Linked DNA regions of Homo sapiens: all the other regions are linked to region 3. The links are chromatin loops, found by intact Hi-C in ENCODE. Cell type or tissue: CD14-positive monocyte. All regions are shown on one strand. Region 1 has its middle 140 kb from the start of ITGB8-AS1. Region 2 overlaps LOC101927769 (a long non-coding RNA gene). Region 3 overlaps MACC1 (MET transcriptional regulator MACC1). Region 4 overlaps MACC1-OT1 (MACC1 3' UTR overlapping transcript 1).

Region 1 (5,000 bases), 270 kb after region 3:
TTTATTGAATGCCTGTGAATCTGTTAGAATTCGTTCAGCTGCAAATAACAGAACACCTTATAGTGCAGGATCAAGGTTGCCCCCAGACGACTGGGAGCTCACTCCAGACAACAAACTATCTGAGATTGGGGATCCCCTTTCTCTCTGAGGGTGAGGCAGCACTCCAGCGTGGCCCCTCACTAGTCTCATGACTTCCTCCATTTTATGGATCTTAAGGGAGCTCTGTTCGCAAACAACCCCTGCAGGCACCTGGCATCCCCAAGGCCCAGCAGCCTGTGTATTATCCCACTACCGTCAATCCATGTGCTTCTAGGAGAGGAACCCACACAGCATCTTCAGGAGATTGCCAGCCTCCGGCATGTTTCCCAGTGTGATGATGAGAGAAGGAGAACTGGTCTTTCTATTCTCTTGTCAAGCTTGGTGGGAGACAAGGACTGCTGGCATTGGTTCCATGGCTAGACTACATCAGGACCAATATTTCTGCTATTTTCTTGGCCTGTTTCTTATGCTTATTGTGTAGTGCTCACATGATGTCTGCTATTTTCTATCTTGATTCGTAATTATAAAAATTTAGATATCTGATGCAAGGACCTCCAAGACCTTGTCCTTGATCCTGCAAGGGTTAAGAAGGAGCCTGTTGGTTTCTACCCCTCCATGAAATAACTTGTCAAGGCCACCAATGATTTCCACATTGCCTAATCAAATAATTTGTAGTCCTCATTTCCTCTGACTTGCAACATTTGGTATAGTTGCTCTCTCCCTGCTTTTTGAAACACTTTTTCCCCATTGGTTTCTAGCATAAAACTTTCACTTGATTCTTCTTCTCTGCTGTCCACTTCTTCCTGATCTCCTTTGAAGATTTCTCCTTATCTTCCCAGCTTCCAAATGCTGAGGGCCCAAAGGCTGAGTCGCAAGAGACTTCTCTCATCCTTTAAGTGATCTTAAATTTATCTATTCATCACCTCTTGACTTCCCAGGAAACTTTAATAAGCATCTTAAACTTAATGTGACTAATACCAAACTCCTGATTCCCTATACCCTTCCCTGTAATTCTGCTCCTCCTTATGTATTCATTTACTAGGCATTTTTAAACTAATATCTCATTTAGATATTAGAATATTCTTAGAATAACTCAGTTATCTATCATTCTTGCCATTTTACAAAGGAGGAAGTTAAGGATTAAAGATATTAAGTAATTGATACAATGTCATAAAAAGAGCCAGGTCTGTTTGACTCTAAAACTTGGCTGTTTCTACTACATCACAGCACATTCTAGTCGAAGAGATATTCCTTAGTAGCAAATCTCAGTATTGCCAGACAATTTTCCATCAATAAATCCAGTATTAAAATTCCCTATTAATTATTTCTGCAGCAAATTCTATTCATTTTTTTTTCTTAGTGGTTTATTTCATAAAGATGAAGGACACTGACCAGGCACAGTGGCTCACACCTGTAATTCCAACATTTTGGGAGGCAAAGGCAGGAGAATTGCCCGAGCCCAGGAGCTCAAGATCAGCATGAGCAACATAGAGTGACCCCCATCTCTACAAAAAAATTTAAAAAAAAAATAGCCAGGCATGGTGGTGCATACCTGTGGTTCCATCTACCAAGGAGGCTGATGTGGGAGGAATGCTTGAGGCCAGGAGGTTGAGGCTACAGTGAGCCATGATCATGCCACTGCACTCCAGCCTAGGTGACAGAGCGAGACCCTGACTCAAAACACACACACACACACACACACACACACACACACACACATACACACACACCCCAAACCACAATCCCTGAATTCCTACTTTACAAATGGGACTACTATGTCTTGCTTTCTTTTCAACAGGCCAAATGTTGACTCCAATGTTTATCAATCCTATAGAGCATTTAAGTTCATATTTTAAAATTTGCTTATTTTAACCATATTTCTACAACCTCTAAGTCATGGAGTACTGACTTTAACTTACTAATTAAATAATACGAACCAACTCTGAATATAAAATATCTAATTCTACTACACATTCGCTCTCCTCTGGTACTGCCTAGTAAGTGTGGTTGCAGTCATTTCCTATCCAAAAAGACCCTCCTCATTGATCCACCCTAATATCCAGGATGGTACCATTTAGAAATTCAACTCTTTATTCCTTTTTAATATATTCTCTATTAAAATTATCACATCCCAGGGATAGGTGCCATTCTGAGTACTCATAAGTTAGCCCAAGAGTAGAATATTTTTTCAGATTCCTTCTAGATTGTTAACCAGGCCTGACAGTGCTAAGATGAGGAAGGAGAAAGAGGTTGCTTTAAAGGGTAAGTGAGAGGGCATCAAAGACGAAGTTCCCTTACATCACAAGTTTGCTTCACTTCCCCTTTAAGTGCCCCTTAACACAACCTTGGAAATGAATCTCAGTGGTGATGTCAGGATCCCTTTCATCCACCATGACTTTACCCATGGATAAAGAGAAATTTACTTCTTGAAAAGAAAAACTTGCAATGAAATTTAGTTTCCAAACAGCATATGATTCTGAATCATGTTCCTGTCCTTGACTACTAAAGCAATCTGGCATTACTGTTTTTTCTCAAAACTTTGCAAACAAAAGTCATTTAACCATGGGGTATTTACTGCCCAACAGCCACACCCTAGGCCCACATTTATAGCTTCAAGGGAGAACCTGGGGATTCCCAAGAAGTAGGCTGTGGGATAAGTGGCCACCATAGTGTGATAAAAAGATCACCTCAAAGTCAAAAAAACCCTGGTTTGAATCACAGCTCTGCCATTTACAATCTTTCTGGCTTGGGGCAAGTCACTTAACTTCTCTCATCTTCAATTGCTTCATCTAAAATCTGGACATAATATGATCCACCTCACAGAATTTTTCCAAGAATGACATATGAGAATACTTAGCAAAAAGAACAGTAGCAAAGTAAAGATACTCCATAATTGTTTTTAATATCAAGCTAGACAGAGTTCTGTTTTTCCTCTCTGGTCATGGGATAAAAAGCCTTGAGCACTTACGGTAACCCTTTCTCTTAACTATCCTCCAAGATTCTGGGGCCCAAACCCCAGATTTACATGTACACAAATGAAAGGATATAGTAGTCAAACACCAAATGCTTAATTTCAAGAGAACAACACAACAGCAATTTTTACCTAAAACCACCTCCAATAACAACTCAGAGAAATTCTCGAATTCCACAGTTAGTATTAATTATCTATTATTTATTTTGACGGTTTCCATTTACAGCATAAATTTACCTGATAGAAGTAATATATGAATCTTATCAGCCATTTATATCTCAATAGGAATGACTTTATGATATAATTTTTCTGAGACCACATATAGCCACGAAGGAAACATGAGGTACGTGAGGTCTCTGCATGGTTCCTACAAGAAGAATAGCCTATAGGAAGGGGACTTGGAAGCTCTGGAAAGGTCAAATTCTCTTGGTCCAGATTTTGCATCGAACATATCCCATGTGGACAGGAAATCTAGGACAGGATCCTAAACTAGGAAATAACTTTGCTGGGCAGACAGTCTTCTTAGTCTTGCACAGAAAATTACTTCAAGGTTGCCAGCTTTCACAAATAAAAATGCAGGATGCTCACTGAAATGTGAATGTCAGATAAAGAATAACTTTTTATTTAAATATAACATAATTCTACTTTATAGTGTACATTACTCATTGTTTATCTGAGTTTTTAACTGAGTGTCCTGTATTTCATTAGGCAACCTACTTCACATTCTTGAAAGGTCCAGGGGCAGTAGGACCCAGAAACTTTTCTAAGACTCAGATGTCAGATTACAAACAGAATAATATGATAGTCAATATTATCACTGCGAAAGAAAGATTGTAGGATGAGATTTACTATTCATGCAGAGAGAAGCATCTCTGTGACCTTCCTGTTCCAAGAGATGGATGGTATACTGAAGCTGTGTTTCTTTATCCGTTTGTGCATTCATTTGTGCTGGAAATAGTTCCTGGGCAAACACCACACTCCAGCACTGTGCTTGTTCCTGGGAATAAAGCAGTGAACAAGACAAGTACTATCTGTGCCCTAACAAAGCTCTCAGTCCATTGGGGGCTAGACACTAAGCAGCAATCCTCATATTTAATACAATACTAGCAACTATTACAAGTGCTATGAGCTAAGGCCAGAGAAGCAAAATATGCTACTTCAGCTGGCATTTACTGATCTTGTTCCATGTATATGGCCCTGCACTGGGTAATGTTAAGCAAATAAAGATGAGGAAAATGTACTCCCTGCTTTCAAGGGCTTATGATTTAGTAAGGAAGACTTACATGTATATGAGCAAACTAAGACCAATTCTGATAAAGTTCTAATGAGGACACTCCTATGTCCATTTGCAGCAAGAAATGCAGCTTCTTCTTTTTTTTTTTTTTTTGAGATGGAGTTTGATCTGTTGCCAGGCTGGAGCACAGTGGCGCAATCTTGGCTTACTGCAACCTCTGCCTCCCGAGTTCAAGTGATTCTCCTGCCTCAGCCTCCCGAGTAGCTGGGACTACAGTGTGTGCCACCACACCCAGCTAATTTTTATATGTTTAGTAGAGATGGGGTTTCACCATGTTGGCCAGGATGGTCTCGATCTCTTGACCTCTTGATCCGCCCGCCTCGGCCTCCCAAAGTGCTGGGATTACAGACATGAGCCACTGTGCCCAGCCTGCAGCTTCTTCTTTACGCCAAGATATTTTATTTGCCTTTTGGGAGAAAGATGGAAGTACACATTCCTGTATTTATTCAACACGTGTGAAAGTCACTCTCCTAAAAAGACTGATAGTTTCCCAACTGAGTGGTCCCTTATTTAAAGCTATATGTTAAAGGCAATTAAAAGAAAATTGAAGTCATATCATTTCCTCTCTCCTATTTGAAAATCAAATCAGTAGATTTCATTTAATTATTTTATTATTTCCTTCCTTTTTAAAAAATCATTATTCTGTCTTTGGAGGACTTGGAGGACTTTCCACATAAACTTAGCTTGAAGGAAGGA
Region 2 (5,000 bases), 100 kb after region 3:
CCCCACATTTAGTCATACTTACTATACTGCCTGTTGCTAACTGTAACAACTGTTCATTCCCCTGAAGCCTGGAGCCAACTGGCATGGGCTAGAAGTTAAGAAACAGCAGGAGGCCTTCATGGTCACCATAGCTTCCTGGTGACCATCTAATATAAAATTAGATAGAATAGTATTTTCTTTTAAGCCGAAAATAAATTTTAGCAGTGCTCTTATTGGTTAGTAAAAACTGCATTTGCATTGGTGACACAAACATTGTTATGTTATTCTAGTCTAACGAGAAACCATCTCAGCAAAGATCATTAGAAAATCATTTTAGAAACCACTAAGTCTTTAGCATAATTTTAAAAAATAAATTCAAGAGTCTGTCATAATATTGCTCAACCTAACCAAATGAGAATTTTAACAATAGAAAAGGCATTTTCAAAATAATAATCAAGCCTGTGATAAATGAGTTAGAAGTATGTGCAGGACATCTTCAGTTTGCCCCTCAGATCCTGTACTCATTCTTCATTCAGTTCTGGCCAGTCCTTTGGCCAGTCCTGGGAAGCTGGCCAAAGGAAGGGGAGAGAGAAGAAAAAGAAGCTGGACTATTTCTTCTCCTCTCCCTCCTTATGTGACAATTAATTTCATATGTCAACTTTGCTGGGCTGCACTGCCCAGATATGTGGTCAAAAATTATTCTGGATGCTCCTATGATGATGTTTTCAGATGAGATTTAACATTTACATTGCCGAACTTTGAGTGAAACAGATTGTCCTCCATAATATGAGTGGGTTTCATCCAATCAATTTAAAGCCTGAGAAGAGTAAAAGACTGACTTGCCCCAGAGCAGGAGGGAATACTGGCAACAAATTGCCTTCACATTTCAGGCATGAACTACAGCATCAGCTCTTCCTAGGTCTCCAGCCTGCGGGCCACTCTGCAGATTTTGAACTTGCCAGCCTCCATCATCGCATGAGCAAATTCCTTAAAAAATTCACACACACACACACACACGCACACGCACACACATGCACACACATACGCACACACATGCACACACATATTCTATTAGGTCTATTTCTCTGGAGAACCCTCATACATCCTGCTTCAGCTCTGAGAGTCAGGAAATAGAAGCATACCCCCCTCTCATACTATAGCTTAGGTAAAATAGCCCCTTCTCCTCTGGTCCAGCTTTCACTAGGTCAATCTAGTGTCTCTTGTTCTTTGATCATAAGGGTAGTATTATTTCCCCGTGTAGCTAGTCTCTTGTGTCTTACCATCCTTTAATTCCCAGCACTGCCCATACTTCTGAAAGCAGTACTTTCATTTTCAACTCAGAGGTTGAGCCTGGTTTCTCAACTCAAGCTGCATATTAGAATCAGCTGGGAAGCTTTTAAGAAATCCCAACAGCCAGGCCACAAACCAGACCAACTAATGCAGAACCTCTGAGGGTAGAACACAGGCATGTATACTTTTCAAAGCTCCCCAAGCATTTCCAATGTACAGCCAAGACTGAGAACCACTGCATCAATGTCTCTTCATTTGAACAATTTGAGATGAATGTTGTTTCCAGCCAGAACCTGAACAAATACACTATCATCAAAAATATATATATTTGCTTAAAATCCTACAAGCACTTGTCACCAGTACTTTTCATATGATTATTTTCTATATTGCCATATATTGTTATTTTGTTATCTCACTTTTAAGACTGTAACTGATTTTTTTTTCTCTCCCATTCTCTCCATATGTTCCAGCTCATGGCCCATAGTGTTGGTGAGGCCAACACTATAGCTGCAAGCACTTACTTCATTTAAGAAGTTTATCGAGAGCTTTATAAATAAATTCTGTTCTCCATCTACTATGCAAATAAAACTGCTGTATCTCATTTTGTGTGTAATAAATGTGAATGCAGAAAGCAACCTTGCTTAATGAGATATCTTGCCCAGGTCATAATCTCTTTGGTATTTGCCATTCTCCATCACTATCCGTTATTACCTATCACTCATCTTCATAGAGCAAATACATCATCTTTCATCAGGAAATGGATTACATTGAGGGGAAGAATATGCTCTTTGTCTTCCAAAGAAGAAAAGATGAAGGAATGAGTTGAGGGACTTAGGAACAAACAATAACTATATGCTAGATGACCTCCTAGGCATTTTACAAATATTACCACATTTAATATGCTTTTTAATTTAGTTTTCACAACAAATGAATAAAGTTTTATCATCTCTCTTTACACAGGTGAATCCAAAGGCTGAAAGAGACTGAGTAACAGCTATTAAGTAAGGTAGTAGAGCCCACTTTTACTCTGCTAAAATTCTGAGCTAAAGACTAGCATAGGCTGGGCGCAGTGGCTCACGCCTGTAATCCCAGCACTTTGGGAGGCCAAGGCGGGCATTATCACCTGAGGTCAGGAGTTCGAGACCAGCTTGGCCAACATGGTGAAACCTCATCTCTACTAAAAATAAAAAAATAGCCAGGTGTGGTGGCACACACCTGTAGTCCCAGCTACTCAAGAGGCTGAGGCAGGAGAATCACTTGAACCTGGGAGGTGGAGGTTACAGTGAGCCAAGATCACACCACTGCACCCCAGCCTGGGCGACAGAGTGAGACTCTGTTTAAAAAGAAAAGAAAAGAAAAAGACTGGCATAAATGCCTAAGTTTTTTTTTTAATCCCTTTTGTTACAGCTATGACATCACTCTTCAATATAAATTCATGTCCTTGCATGTGCAAGTTAATCAAAAGTTAAGCAAGAAGTGTTTGTCTTAGTAAGAATTTTGGTTCATTATAGACCTAAGAATGAAAATTTCAAAGTCCAAGGCTTAGGATATGACCTATTTCTACAGGAGATACTAACCGGGGATACAGAAGGTTTACCTTAGTCAAATCATTCCTTCATTTCTTTATCTAACACCATTGCTTTATTTCAAAGTCAAGACGAAATTTGAAACTGAACGTGGATTCTGTGCTCTAACAAAGTTCTGTGACCTTAACATATGTACCCAGACTTTTACCACTCACAGTCATCTCCCAGACAGAGGAAATGACTCATCTTTTTTAAAAAATGGAAGTCTTAAAGCTAACATAAAATATCCCATGACAAAAATATCTTTTTATATGTAATATAGGAAGTATGAACTTGTGTATTTTTATAAATGTAATTCATTTTCAGATCTTTAATTCTCAAGTATCTCTGTCAAAATTTCATCCAAAGTAAACCCATAACTGAAAAATAGACTATTAACAGAAAGGAACAGCTATTCTTGGGTTTAATTACATATATAAGTTTTATATAAAAATTTTGAACTTATTTAAAAATGTGCATCTATTACAACACCATAACTCCAAATTCCGCAAAATTTTTAAAATTGTTGAAAATAATGGTGTACTTTATTTGATTACAAATAAGGTATGATTAATAAAATACGACCAAACTAATTTTGTACTTAAAAATTTAGACAATTTAAGACTCAATTTGAAGGGGTCAATTGAAATTACTAAAATTCAGACTGACCTCACCATGAACATTCAGCACGAAAAAGCCATTTTCAAGGAGCTAATGTCCAATATACTTTTTTTTAAGATGGAGTTTTTAAAGACGGAGTTTCGCTCTTTCACCCAGGCTGGAGTGAAGTGGCGCGATCTGGGCTCACTGCAACCTCGGATCCCCGGGTTCAAGTGATTCTCCTGCCTCACCCTCCCGTGTAGCTGGGATTACAGGCGCCTGCCACTACGCCCGGCTAGTTTTTTGTACTTTTAGTGGAGACGGGGTTTCACCATGTTGGTCAGGCTGGTCTCAAACTCCTGACCTCAGGTGATCCACCTGCCTTGGCCTCCCGAAGTGCTAGGATTACAGGCGTGAGCCACCGCGCCCAGCCCACAGCATACATTTTTATATGATAAGGTACATCATCTCAGAAGACAGACAGAATAGCTTCAGATATGAACCTCAGAAAGAAGTTCAAAAGGCAAAGAGATCTGCTTCAAAAAGAAAAATCAAAAGTTGAAGGTCTTGCTCCAAAAGAGGGATTTAATTTAAATTACTCCAAAAAGAATGACTGACTGATATCCAAAGAAGAAAAAAGTCTTTGCATTCCTGACATCTGATATCTTAATGCATGATACATAAAAAGCAATATATTTCAAGGACACACTAATAATCCCCCATGCAAAGGGGGGATTATCCTCCAGGGGGGGAATGGGGGGAGAGAGAGACACAGAGAGAGAGAGAGAGAAAGTACATACACAAGCCTGCCTGTTACTGGAGGAGCATGGGTGCCAGGATCTTTGACCCAAGGGTCCAAAAGCTTGGCTGAATACAGCATTTCAGTTGTGCCCTGAAGTGAAAGCAGTAAAATAAAGACCAAAGAAAGCTCTACGTTTAAAGTCAAGACCAAATTGCATAAGAACCAAGGATGTAACCTAGGATAAATGCCTAGCAGAACAAAAAAACACCCAGCATTTTGAAGGTGATGGCAGGCTGTGAGAAGGCAGGTTGTAGAAATGATGAGGTTGTTTTATGGCATGCTTTTATTGGCTGTATTAGAGAGAATGTGAGGGTGGGTTGGGTATGTCCTTGAAGTTATAGGACTTTGGTTTAAATAAACTTTGTTGCACATCCAGTAATAATAGGCAAGCCATTTCTTATTCTTGGTTTTTATTTTCTTCTCTTTTGTTCTGGCTTTTTTTCCATAATTCCTGCCTTAGTTAATGACACCACCACTTCCCTCTTGGAGCAACCCAGAAAGAAGGGAGTCATCCTAACTCTTCCTCCTGCCACCACACGTAATCTTTGTCTTTAAACAGACTCAGTGTGTTTCACTTAAGTAAATATATTTGGAAAGAAAACTTCATATTACTTACTAAAAGGGAAAATGACTATTAGTTCTATAAAAGAAATCTATTTTTTTTAAATTAATGAAAATGAAATTACATCATTAAATGTTGGCAGAAATTCATTTACTCTTTGTTAGAAAGGCTGATTGGAAAATACCATTTAAGGCCAGGCACA
Region 3 (5,000 bases):
ACCTCCAGACAAAAACTAACTAAAATATACTTGCATGATGAACAAAGATTTCAGACAAACTCTGCATAGATCACGGAAAGTTTAAGAAGCCCTATTTGAGCTTCAAATTTCAAAGTCATGATTTATAAACTCAATTTCAGGTGAAACAGAAAAGTTTCAATCACGTATTTATCATGACTTAGTATCATGGCTTTTAGGAGAAATGTTTCCAAATCTACCATGTATTGTTTTTATTTTTATTTTTATATTATACAGGCTTATATTGTTCACTAGAAAATAGGCTACTTCATTTATAGAAATATTTTATGTAATAAAAACCATTTCAACATGAACAATTTCAATGATCCTAAGAGGAAAATACCACCCTCTGGTGGTGAAACCCTTAAACAGCAAAGGCCTGGGGGCAGAATGCCTCCAGTTACCACAGTGGCTAATCCAGGTGGTAAAGGGAATGACAGGAGGGTCTGATGTCTGGGTATTGGCAAGAAATCTCAAGAAGACCATATCATCTGGAGATCCCTGAGGGCATGTGATATGTGGGTATGGAGGAGAGTAGTGGAAAGAGAAGCAAACCATTACCAAAGAGATATTGATCAAAGCAATGTTTTATCCCCTTTCATGGGAGCTGGGAAAACCAGGCACTAAACTGGTGCCTAAGTAAAGTCCCAGGGGCTTTTCTGAACCAGAATTAGGCATCAGATCCACAGACAGCATGGGAGATCATAGAGGGATAAAGAGCCAAGCATATCATGCTAGTCCAGGATATAAACAATGAACAGAACAGGACTGCCAAAAACTAGAGTTTAATGGATGTTGGTCTCCTAGTGGGCAAGAGAAGATGAAAGGGGATCAATTGGCCAATGTAAACATTTAAGGCTTACCAGACAAGTAAACATTTTGTCCAGGCTCCACCCTTTGATTATTCAATTGTATCTTGATAAGCTCCTGGTCTGCCCCTGGTCCAAGCCTCCATTCTGGAGCTCTCCTTTTAGATCTCAGCCTCGCCTATAATTTCTTCTGTCGCTTTCTAACAAGGCAAGATTTTTACAGGGTTATCAATTTATAAGCCAAAATTACTTGTATATTTTCTAATTAATTCAATCTAAAGAATAAATCCCATGCACCACAAGGAGACTTGATGTAGAACAATTCCTTCAAATCAGAGACAGAATAGGACTAAAAAATAATAATAGTAACTTGAATTGGCAAAACAATGAAGACTCAATGAAAAAGAGAGATCCACCAAGGATGCCTAACAAATCTTTTATCCACAGAAGAGTGGTGCTGAGACTGTGCAGAGAGAAAGGCTTGTCTAAGTTAATGTTACAAAATACTTCTCAAAATGTAAAGGTCTATGTAAATATAATATTTTATGCGAGTGTATTATTCAGCTGCCAGTATGTAAGGAGAATGGCAATAATAGTAATTTGAATTTATGGAGGGCCTATCATCTTAGACACTTGTGCTTTTGAAAGCCAGCTTATTAATCCTCAGGACTATCTCAGGAGAAAAGCAGCCAATGTTATTAGCTCCATTTGCAGATAAGAAATTGAGACAGACACAGATTATGTGGTTCATACAAGGCTTGCACAAGAAATCTGTGAGGAGAAGGAAAAATTATTAGCTACTAAGGTAGAAATGTGATCCACAGATAAAGAGTTGGCAAGGTTTGATCTTCTCCTGTTCATACTCATGGAAAAAGTAAGCATTGTCCTAGCCAAAGCTATCTAAAGCAATATTATGTATATTACATGGAGAAGGGACCTGGTGTGTGTGATAGTACTGGAGGCTTCAGTTCAACCCAGAAGAAAGCAGCGAAGCACTCAGCTTGCCTTGATTGGCAGAATGGATGCCTTGGCAACCACTTGGCCTGAAACCAACCTGCCCTCTCCAACACCACTATCCTCCACCCACACCCTTGTCACATAATCATCAGGAAGGCATGCTCTGAAATAAGGATGAAATGACAGAATAAGGAAGTCTTCAAATGAAACAGGAAGCACACAGAGAGAGCAGAGCACTTACTAACATGAAATTAGAAACCAAAGTGAATGAAGAGGAACTCACAGAGGTGAGTCAAAGAGTACAGAGTCATTCAAAAATGTTGATGAAGAATTCACTTTAAATCTTTACCTTTTTCTTGTTCTTAAAGTTAAGAAAAACTTATTTTTAAAGTAAAAACAGATATCTTAAAAATAAATTTAAACAATAAAATTAAATGTTCTATAAAATGAATCAATCAGAAAGTAGTGAGTTATACATGCTTTTATAAAGGAAAACGACCTTGCAAACCAAGTTTTAAGGCTCAAATGAATTAGCCAAATCCTATACAATTATTAACAAGATAGAGAATAAAGATAAACAAGTGGCTATACCATTATGTGTGTGTGTGTGTGTGTGTACATATGTATGTATATATACATACATATATATGTATTTCCTTTTACAGATGAAGATAAATAAAATTCATAATAAAATATTTATTCACAATAAACACCTAGGAGTGTGTGGGAATAACAGTTTTATTGGGGAAAGGAAATACAGGGGCTAACTGAAAAAACACGAAGAATCTTTTAAAAGATTACTAGATTACTAGATTTAAAAGATTAGTAGATTTAAAAGATTTAAAAGATTACTAGATTACTAGAAATGGACAGTTATAGATAAAGAGATAACAGTTATATCCCTCATTAACAAACACTATTAAGTTATACTTCAAAATACTGATAAATACCAAAGAAAACACACGATGACTTCCAAGGAAAAAAGAGGTTACTGGGAGACCTTTGATATCAGTATTTCCTACCAATTTACTGGTCATAACGACAAATCCTGGAAGAGAAAGTAAATTGTTGTCAAAATTTAACAGGCAAGAGTGCGTAGGTTAATTACAGGAAGTTTTTAGTTTAGGAAACTGCCAAACTCATCACAAGACATGAGAGACAGAGTGATGTAATTACCTAAGAAGGGGGATGAAGTAATGCACTCAACCATCAGCACCTGATTTCTTTTTTTGCTGGAGCCAGAAGAAATCTTTTCACTGATGCACAGTCAGATACCTGAGATATCCCCCACAACCCCAGCTAGAAACATGGGTGCTATCTAATCCTGGAAGTTTCTAAGAGCCATTCAATATTTTCATGCCTATTCTCTGCTTCCAGGCAGGGTGGATATCCAGTAAGAATACCTGAGTACCATACACTGGCCAGCATCCATTCTGACAGGTCAAGTGTCCATGCCATACTCACTGCTGCACATTTTTAATATCATTTTGCATTCAGAAAAGTATCAACCTAAGCCTACCAAGGAAGTGTTCCTCTCCCTATTAAAAACTTCCAAGATGACTAGGTGTTATTTGGTGGGATGGATTTCTATTATTATGTTTTTTAATTTTAAAAAATATTCTAAAGGGAGAGAAGTGGTACTATGTCATCTGAATTGGTGAATCAAATTTAAGTGAATCTCATTGGTGAATGAGAGCTGGTCACACTCAAAAGAAGGATGTGACACAGTCTGAGGTTTTAACTAAAGAGAGGGAAGAAAGAAGCAGCAGGATCATGCAATACAAGAGGCCAAGAGGGGCTCTCAGACTGTCCCCCCCATGGACTAATTATGCAGAATTTATGAAATGGGTTCTGAAGGTTGAGCTATCTGGGTTCAAATGCTAGCTCCACAGTGAAATTTGTAGGGAGAAGCAGGATGAAGTGCTTCAGGTAAAAGGAAAATGATCCACAATGGTGTAAAAACAAGAGTGAGCAGAACTCGTTCAGAAAGCAGCAAGCACTTCAGTAAGGCTGAGGCATAGCAGTGGGGTAGGGGCAGAGGCAAGGATGGGGGAGGGGCAAGAGGGAAGGATGCAGAGAAAGGCAGAGGCTGGTCATGACATACTTATAACACAGACTGAGGAACTTGAACTTTAGCCTAAAGAAGACGCAGAGGAGTTTAAGTTCAGTCAATGACATGATCTCATCTGTGATTTACATTTCAGGAAGGTGGAAAGCAAAAGTTGAAGCAGAACTAGAGACAAAGAGCAAGGGCAGTGGCCTGAACTAGGAAAGTGGTTGTAAGAATGGAGAGAAGTGGACAGAGTTCACCTTGTCCCTTGTTTTCGACTCCTAAACTCCAAGGATTATAAATTACCCTTTTGAGGTTTTGCACTTAAGACCACCTTAGATTCCATTTTTGAGATTCTGTCTCCAAGGATGCAAAATGTGAACCTTAACCTCTGTACCAGTTGGAACCATGTCTTCCTGTAGAGGAAATGAGTTTCAAACCTCACTTACTGGTAATTATTCTTCGTGTTTTTTCAACTGGCCCCTGTATTTCCTTTCCCCAGTAAAACTGTTTTTCCCACACACTCCTAGGTGTTTAGTGTGAATAAATATTTTATTATGAATTTTATTTATCTTCATTTGTAAAAGCTATCTGGGTTCAAATGCCAGCAGAAAATGAGTCTGGTCTCAAAACCATGTCCGCACATCCAAGCCAGTGAATAGTTTCTTCGACAATCATACCAAAGTGAAAGGATAGTGTAGACAAGTGCAGTTATTTAGCAATTCATTAATGCTATCTAAAACTTCTTCCATTTGTTCACAGTCTTTTGGTTAAATCAACTTCTGTAAGTTCATTTTATGGATTGTAAAATGGGAAGTATTAGAAACAGATACAAGATTGTGTTTTCCATCAAAGCTATGACATAGAGATGGACTTAGTTTCCTTCTTTTAGAAATTTCTAGATTTCAGAATACGCCTCTTTGTATTTGGACGTAGAGCAAAGTGGTTGATACATTTCATACTTGCCTTGATAATCAATCAATGTGTTTTAGAGGAAAGAAAATGGGACCCGGAACCAAAAAACCTGATCGAGCTTCTAAAACTCTCCAATCTTCAATTTTACATCTATTAAGTAGTAATAATAATAATTGTTATTCCCTTTCCACTATGCTTTATGAGAATTAAATGATTTACTATCTGTGATGAGAACCAAAAACTTTTTGATT
Region 4 (5,000 bases), 86 kb before region 3:
GAAGTTACAGTTTGTTTAAGGTATATTCTAAGGTCTTAGATGAAGCATAAAGCATAGATGCTTTATGATGTGAAAATATCTATAAGTTTATTGAGTCACAGAAACCAGGAAATAGGGACTTTCCAGGTGCTCTGTTAATCCATGTTGTTGTAAAGATGCATGATCATTAACTTCACTGAAAGAAATGGTAAGCCCAGTAGAACATTAAGTGCCCCAGCATAGTTCCCATATAGGATCTGAGGAAAGGGACATTTGTTTTCATTCATTCACATTTCTGTAAAAAAAAAAAAAAAAAAAAATACACACGGTGTCTTGTATTGTGTCACAAGAAAAGTAGAAAATGTTCTCAATGACGAAGGGTCACTTTCTTGTTACCATTAACTAGAGTTTTCCTCATGGAATGAATGATATCACTGCTTGTTTCCTTCTGAGCTCTCTCTAAAAAAACCCTTTTCATTTCCTTCTGAGCTATACCTAGAAAAGCCCTTTCCTTTACTGAGTATTACCAAGGAAAGGTGAAAAATGAGTTTCCTCTAAGTATTTCTGATTCATACTTTTTCATTTCTATATTGACTTGGTTACACACAGCATATTTCTGTGATTTCAGGTTCTTCTTGTAATTCTTTTTTAGCACCAAAACATGTTGTCTATCTTTTTATATACATAATGAAGTATGCACATTGAAAAAGTGAAAATATGTACTCTCTGTTGCACCTTGCTATTTATCTTCCAAAAAGAATGAATCCTTGAAAAAAACAGCTGGGCATTAAAATAACAAACATATCTAGTACATGCCAGAGAAAATTTATAATAAATTTAGAAAATAATCTTTTTATAATAGGTCCTCAGATAGCAGCCTAATATCACATATGCCTTGTCTAATAATCCCTACAGCCATCTGAGATTGAGAGAGAGTTAGGAGCCTCACTGCATGTGCTAAACACTAAAGTAATTGGAGCTGAGGCAAGGCTATTCTAAAGAAAGCCTGTATCTCAGTGGGGAGCTCCCTTTTCAAAACTATCTTGTTCACACAATCCAAATGACATTTGGAAGCAGCAGCAGCTTTGGACAAATTGCAGCCTTTTGCAAGTACATTCTCCAAATCTGGTTCTGCTGGAGTTACAGTCCAAAGACTCAAGTTAGATTCCAGGGCCTACCACTTAGACTTACAAGCTGTATGACTATAATCTATTTACTTCTCTGTGCTTCAGTGCCCTCATAGATAAAGTGCATATGATTATAGTACCTACACCTCATAGGTAGGTACTATGAATGTTAAGACAGTAGAAATGCCTAGCATATAGTGTTTAATGAACTTTTATCATTACTATGATTAAGGTAGCTAGATATACAGAAAAGAAAACATTGGTAAAATGAGAATCACTTATGGAATCTCTTCTCATTAGATTTACCTGGTATCAATACACTATAGAGCACACAATTATGTCCTTGCTCTCCTTAGCTATCTATGGTTTCATCATGGTCATTTCCAGGAGGGGTCTGAATATTCTGTGTTTTAATCCACACAAGGGTAACAGAAGAAAATACCTGAGTTCTAGAAATGCCTCAGCACTGGAAAAGTTACCTGATATTCAGGGCCACTCTCACAGGAGCTGCTTTCTAGCCATCTCTTCTGAGAGCAGTGTCACACTGGGAATACACAGAGGACCATGATGTAAAAAGCAGCAGTGGCTCCTTTCTGTCAAAACTAGTACTCTGTTCCTGCTTCCTTGTGAAAGACAGCATAAAAGAGGAAATGAAAGCGTTTCAAAGACTTGATTAGTTTGTGACTAGAGAGTCAGCTCAGGTGAACAAAATGATTAGTATGGGACCAAAAAGGAAAAAAAAAACCTCAATTTGGATTCTGAATCAGATTTCTGAGATCACTTAACTCATTAAGTACCATCTCCATTCAAAATCCTTTTACATCAAACAACATGAGAAATATGCACAACTACAAAACGAAACACAACAAAACCTTAGATGTTAGGAGGTCACGTTCAAGGGTATCAGCAAAGGCATGTTGGGATCCTCACAGAAACAAAATGTTAATTAACGTGGGTAACAATGTGGACTGGGGAAACAAACACCATTACCTACCTAAACAGCTGGCTTGATATAAAAGAAAACTGTGTGCCATTCTATTCTCTTTATAGTAGTCTTCTCTCTCTTGATCAAATAGAATTTTGAGTTTTATATCTACTGTTTAAGATTATACTGAATTTGAAGAGTCACTATCTCAATATATTTGAGATTATATTGAATTTTCTCTTTATACTTTCTAGAGAATAAATATAAAACATCAATACTACTATTTTGAAACACTGATTTACTTTTCGGAAAGAGAAGAAAGGGCAAAGGGATGGGAACTAATATAGATATACCAAATTATGTGCAACACACACGTAAGTAACTTTCATTTTATTGGTTAGTTTCCTAAATACTATACATGAACTATCATGTTAATCCTTGCAATAGCCCAATAAGGTAGGTTCATTTTTATTCCAATTTTACAAATAAGAAAATAGTCTCAGGGAAGGTAAGTAATTTGCCACAATAATCTCAGTAGCTTGAAGGAGGAAGAGCCAACCTAGATCCACCTGCCTGGGAAACTTTGCTTATTGCAGTTCACCACATTGCCTAGTTAGCCAGAGACTCTGAATAAACTCTTCCAGAGCCTGATTTCTAAAAGGATCTAATTTAATGGTTAGCTCTCTAAGAGAAGCTGCCTTTCCTCTAGGGGGAAGGCATTGACAATTCTAGACAGTGACGTAACCCTCTGCTCAAGGCTGACTTCCTCTTTGTTGGTGACAGCTGAATTCTCCTCCTGGTTCAATCTAAGAAGCACAAAACCAAGTGCACTGCCTCATTGGGCAAGAGAAAAGTGATGAGCGTGCAGAGAGATGCCTGGCAAAGAAGATTACAAACAGCTTGTTTGGAAAGAGTATTTGAGTTTTAGAAAGAAATAGAGTTCATGCTTTTAAGTAGAGGCATGCAAATTTTGGCACATAAACTTCCTGCTTAAGAAATAAATTATCAATCCATGCCCCAGGTTGTAAAGAATTAAGTCAGATTCTTCCCATAACCTAGAACTCTCCTTGTTAGTGATAAAAATTACTTAGGACTTTGTTATTTCATTGCAATAATTAGCACTGACAACTGAGAAGAGACTGAGGTAAGAATGGCCACTAAGACTAAGCTAGTTTTCCACGTTACTCATTAAATCCTTTTAGACTCAGTCCAAGCCCCATCACAGGCATGTCTCATCCCTGAGCTCCTCTTCTAGACTGAGGATGAACCTCACCACCTCACTCTTCTTAGAGACTATATGGATTAGTAATTATCTCATGTACTATACTTATTGTATCTCTTTCAATTCTGGGATGTAACAAAATAGTGGAAATATACAAGTGATAAACCAAAACAATGTATTTGGTATTATAATCTTTCACAAGCCTAGCATGGTTCTGAGTATACTGAATCACAACACTTTAAAACAGCAATTAAAAAAGCTGAGCCCTTTTATATTTGCCAGGCACTATTTTAAGGACGTGTTTCTATTATTTTATAAATTTTTCATAAACACCCTGTAAGATAGGGACTGTAAATGCTCTTACATGCCCCAGTCTGACTTCTGAACCTACTTCCTTTACACTCCGCCACTCTACCACCTACTGAGAGGACTCAGAGCTAGAAAGAATATCTTCATTTTACAAATAAAGTGAAGAACCAGAAAAGTTAACCACCTTGCCCATGCTTAAACTATTACTAGCAGAACTGAGCTAGAAGCCAGTTTTCTGATCCTACTTTCAAAATTATTTGACAACATACCTTTCTGTAAGGGAAGTAATTCATTTATAGAATTTTTGTGCAATTTTAATGTTTTAGAGGAAAACTGTGGCACTTTCAAAGTTTCTCAGTCCCTTGCATACTATCTTCATGGCATATGTGTTATCTTTTATAAAATAGTAATACACAATAATGTATTGTCTTAAAAATAGCATCCTTACCTCAATGCCAGATGGAAAAATATTTCTCAACTACTAAATGTAAATATTAGCTGTGAATGATTTGAGATTCTGCCTGATGAGGAAGCTTTTAGCAGAAAAAGTGGGTTAAGGCTTTAATTTTTAATTCACTTTTATTTAGATAAAACAAACGTGTAGAAAAGTATGGGATATACTACTGTTAATGCAAGTACTCATGTACAAAAATACCTAAACACATATTAATACTTTGCTACATATGGTTTAAAGCCCCTTTAGAAAACAAAAACAGAAACATTATAAAAACGGCTAATGCCTCACTACCATCTGCTTCTTCTACTAAATGTGGCCACTCTTCTGAAATAGTCATACATTGTCCCTACGCATGTCTTACATACTTTCACTACTTACATATGCATGCAGTCATAGGTAATATACAATAATTTTATATGTTTAAAATGTATTTGAAGGGGCCGGGTGTGGTGGCTCACGCCTGTAATCCCAGCACTTTGGGAGGCCAAGGTAGGCAGATCACGAGGTCAGGAGATCGAGACCATCCTGGCTAACATGGTGAAACCTGGTCTCTACTAAAAATAAAAAAAAATTAGCTGGGTGTGGTGGTGGCCTCCTGTATTCCCAGCTACTCGGGAGGCTGAGGCAGGAGAAAGGTGTGAACCAAGGAGGCGGAGCTTACAGTGAATGGAGATCTCTCCACTGCACTCCAGCCTGGGTGACAGAGCAAGACTCTGTTTAAAAAAAAAAAAAATGTATTTGAAGGGTTATCTATTATACAACTACATATTACTTTACTTTCTTCCCTGACATCATGTTTTGTTCTAGTTTTCAGTAAGATACTGCTATCTTTAGGCATATAAATGATATCCCTCGATGTTAGGGCATATGACAAATGTGAGTATAAGATATGACTATGAAGGAAAACCACATATTTAAATAACAGATCCCTGTGAGGCAAAGACTATCATGTATCTTGTTATGTATTTTATCATCTTTAAT

The links. Hi-C counts contacts between places; a loop is a spot of excess contacts. Peaks named below come from ENCODE experiments on the same cell type or tissue, not always from the same donor. Only the 100,000 strongest peaks of a DNase experiment are listed, where the experiment ranks them.
Region 1: a loop joins it to region 3, with 4 times the contacts of the local background. A loop is called at or near these places in 2 of 110 quality-filtered maps.
Region 2: it touches region 3 in a loop (2.4-fold over the local background); 11 of 110 quality-filtered maps call a loop at or near these places.
Region 4: a loop joins it to region 3, with 4 times the contacts of the local background. A loop is called at or near these places in 2 of 110 quality-filtered maps.

Annotation. Positions count from the first base shown.
Region 1 is chr7:20,464,284-20,469,283 of GRCh38, forward strand. No RefSeq gene overlaps it. Among named protein-coding and RNA genes, the nearest start is that of ITGB8-AS1, 140 kb to the left of the region's middle. In CD14-positive monocyte, no CTCF peak of the experiment used is centred here; DNase peaks (open chromatin) are centred at 2,388 and 4,398; H3K27ac peaks cover 4,037 bases.
Region 2 is chr7:20,298,783-20,303,782 of GRCh38, forward strand. It overlaps LOC101927769 (a long non-coding RNA gene), which reads left to right. Exons shown (of 5, transcript NR_110117.1): 3 at 2,230-2,275. Among named protein-coding and RNA genes, the nearest start is that of ITGB8, 30 kb to the right of the region's middle. In CD14-positive monocyte, no CTCF peak of the experiment used is centred here; a DNase peak (open chromatin) is centred at 3,009; H3K27ac peaks cover 661 bases.
Region 3 is chr7:20,197,644-20,202,643 of GRCh38, forward strand. The region is part of intron 1 of MACC1 (MET transcriptional regulator MACC1); the gene reads right to left. Among named protein-coding and RNA genes, the nearest start is that of MACC1, 17 kb to the right of the region's middle. RefSeq lists enhancers at 1,708-1,757, 1,788-1,887, 3,974-4,023. In CD14-positive monocyte, CTCF peaks have their summits at 352 (motif pointing left) and 553; DNase peaks (open chromatin) are centred at 1,998, 2,948, 3,498 and 3,918; H3K4me3 peaks cover 1,222 bases; H3K27ac peaks cover 3,805 bases.
Region 4 is chr7:20,111,867-20,116,866 of GRCh38, forward strand. All of the region lies in intron 1 of MACC1-OT1 (MACC1 3' UTR overlapping transcript 1), which reads right to left. LOC105375181 (a long non-coding RNA gene) reads left to right here. Exons shown (of 4, transcript NR_187885.1): 3 at 2,286-2,405. Among named protein-coding and RNA genes, the nearest start is that of MACC1-OT1, 26 kb to the right of the region's middle. RefSeq lists an enhancer at 4,960-5,000. In CD14-positive monocyte, a CTCF peak has its summit at 2,755 (motif pointing right); DNase peaks (open chromatin) are centred at 1,725 and 2,815; H3K27ac peaks cover 1,928 bases.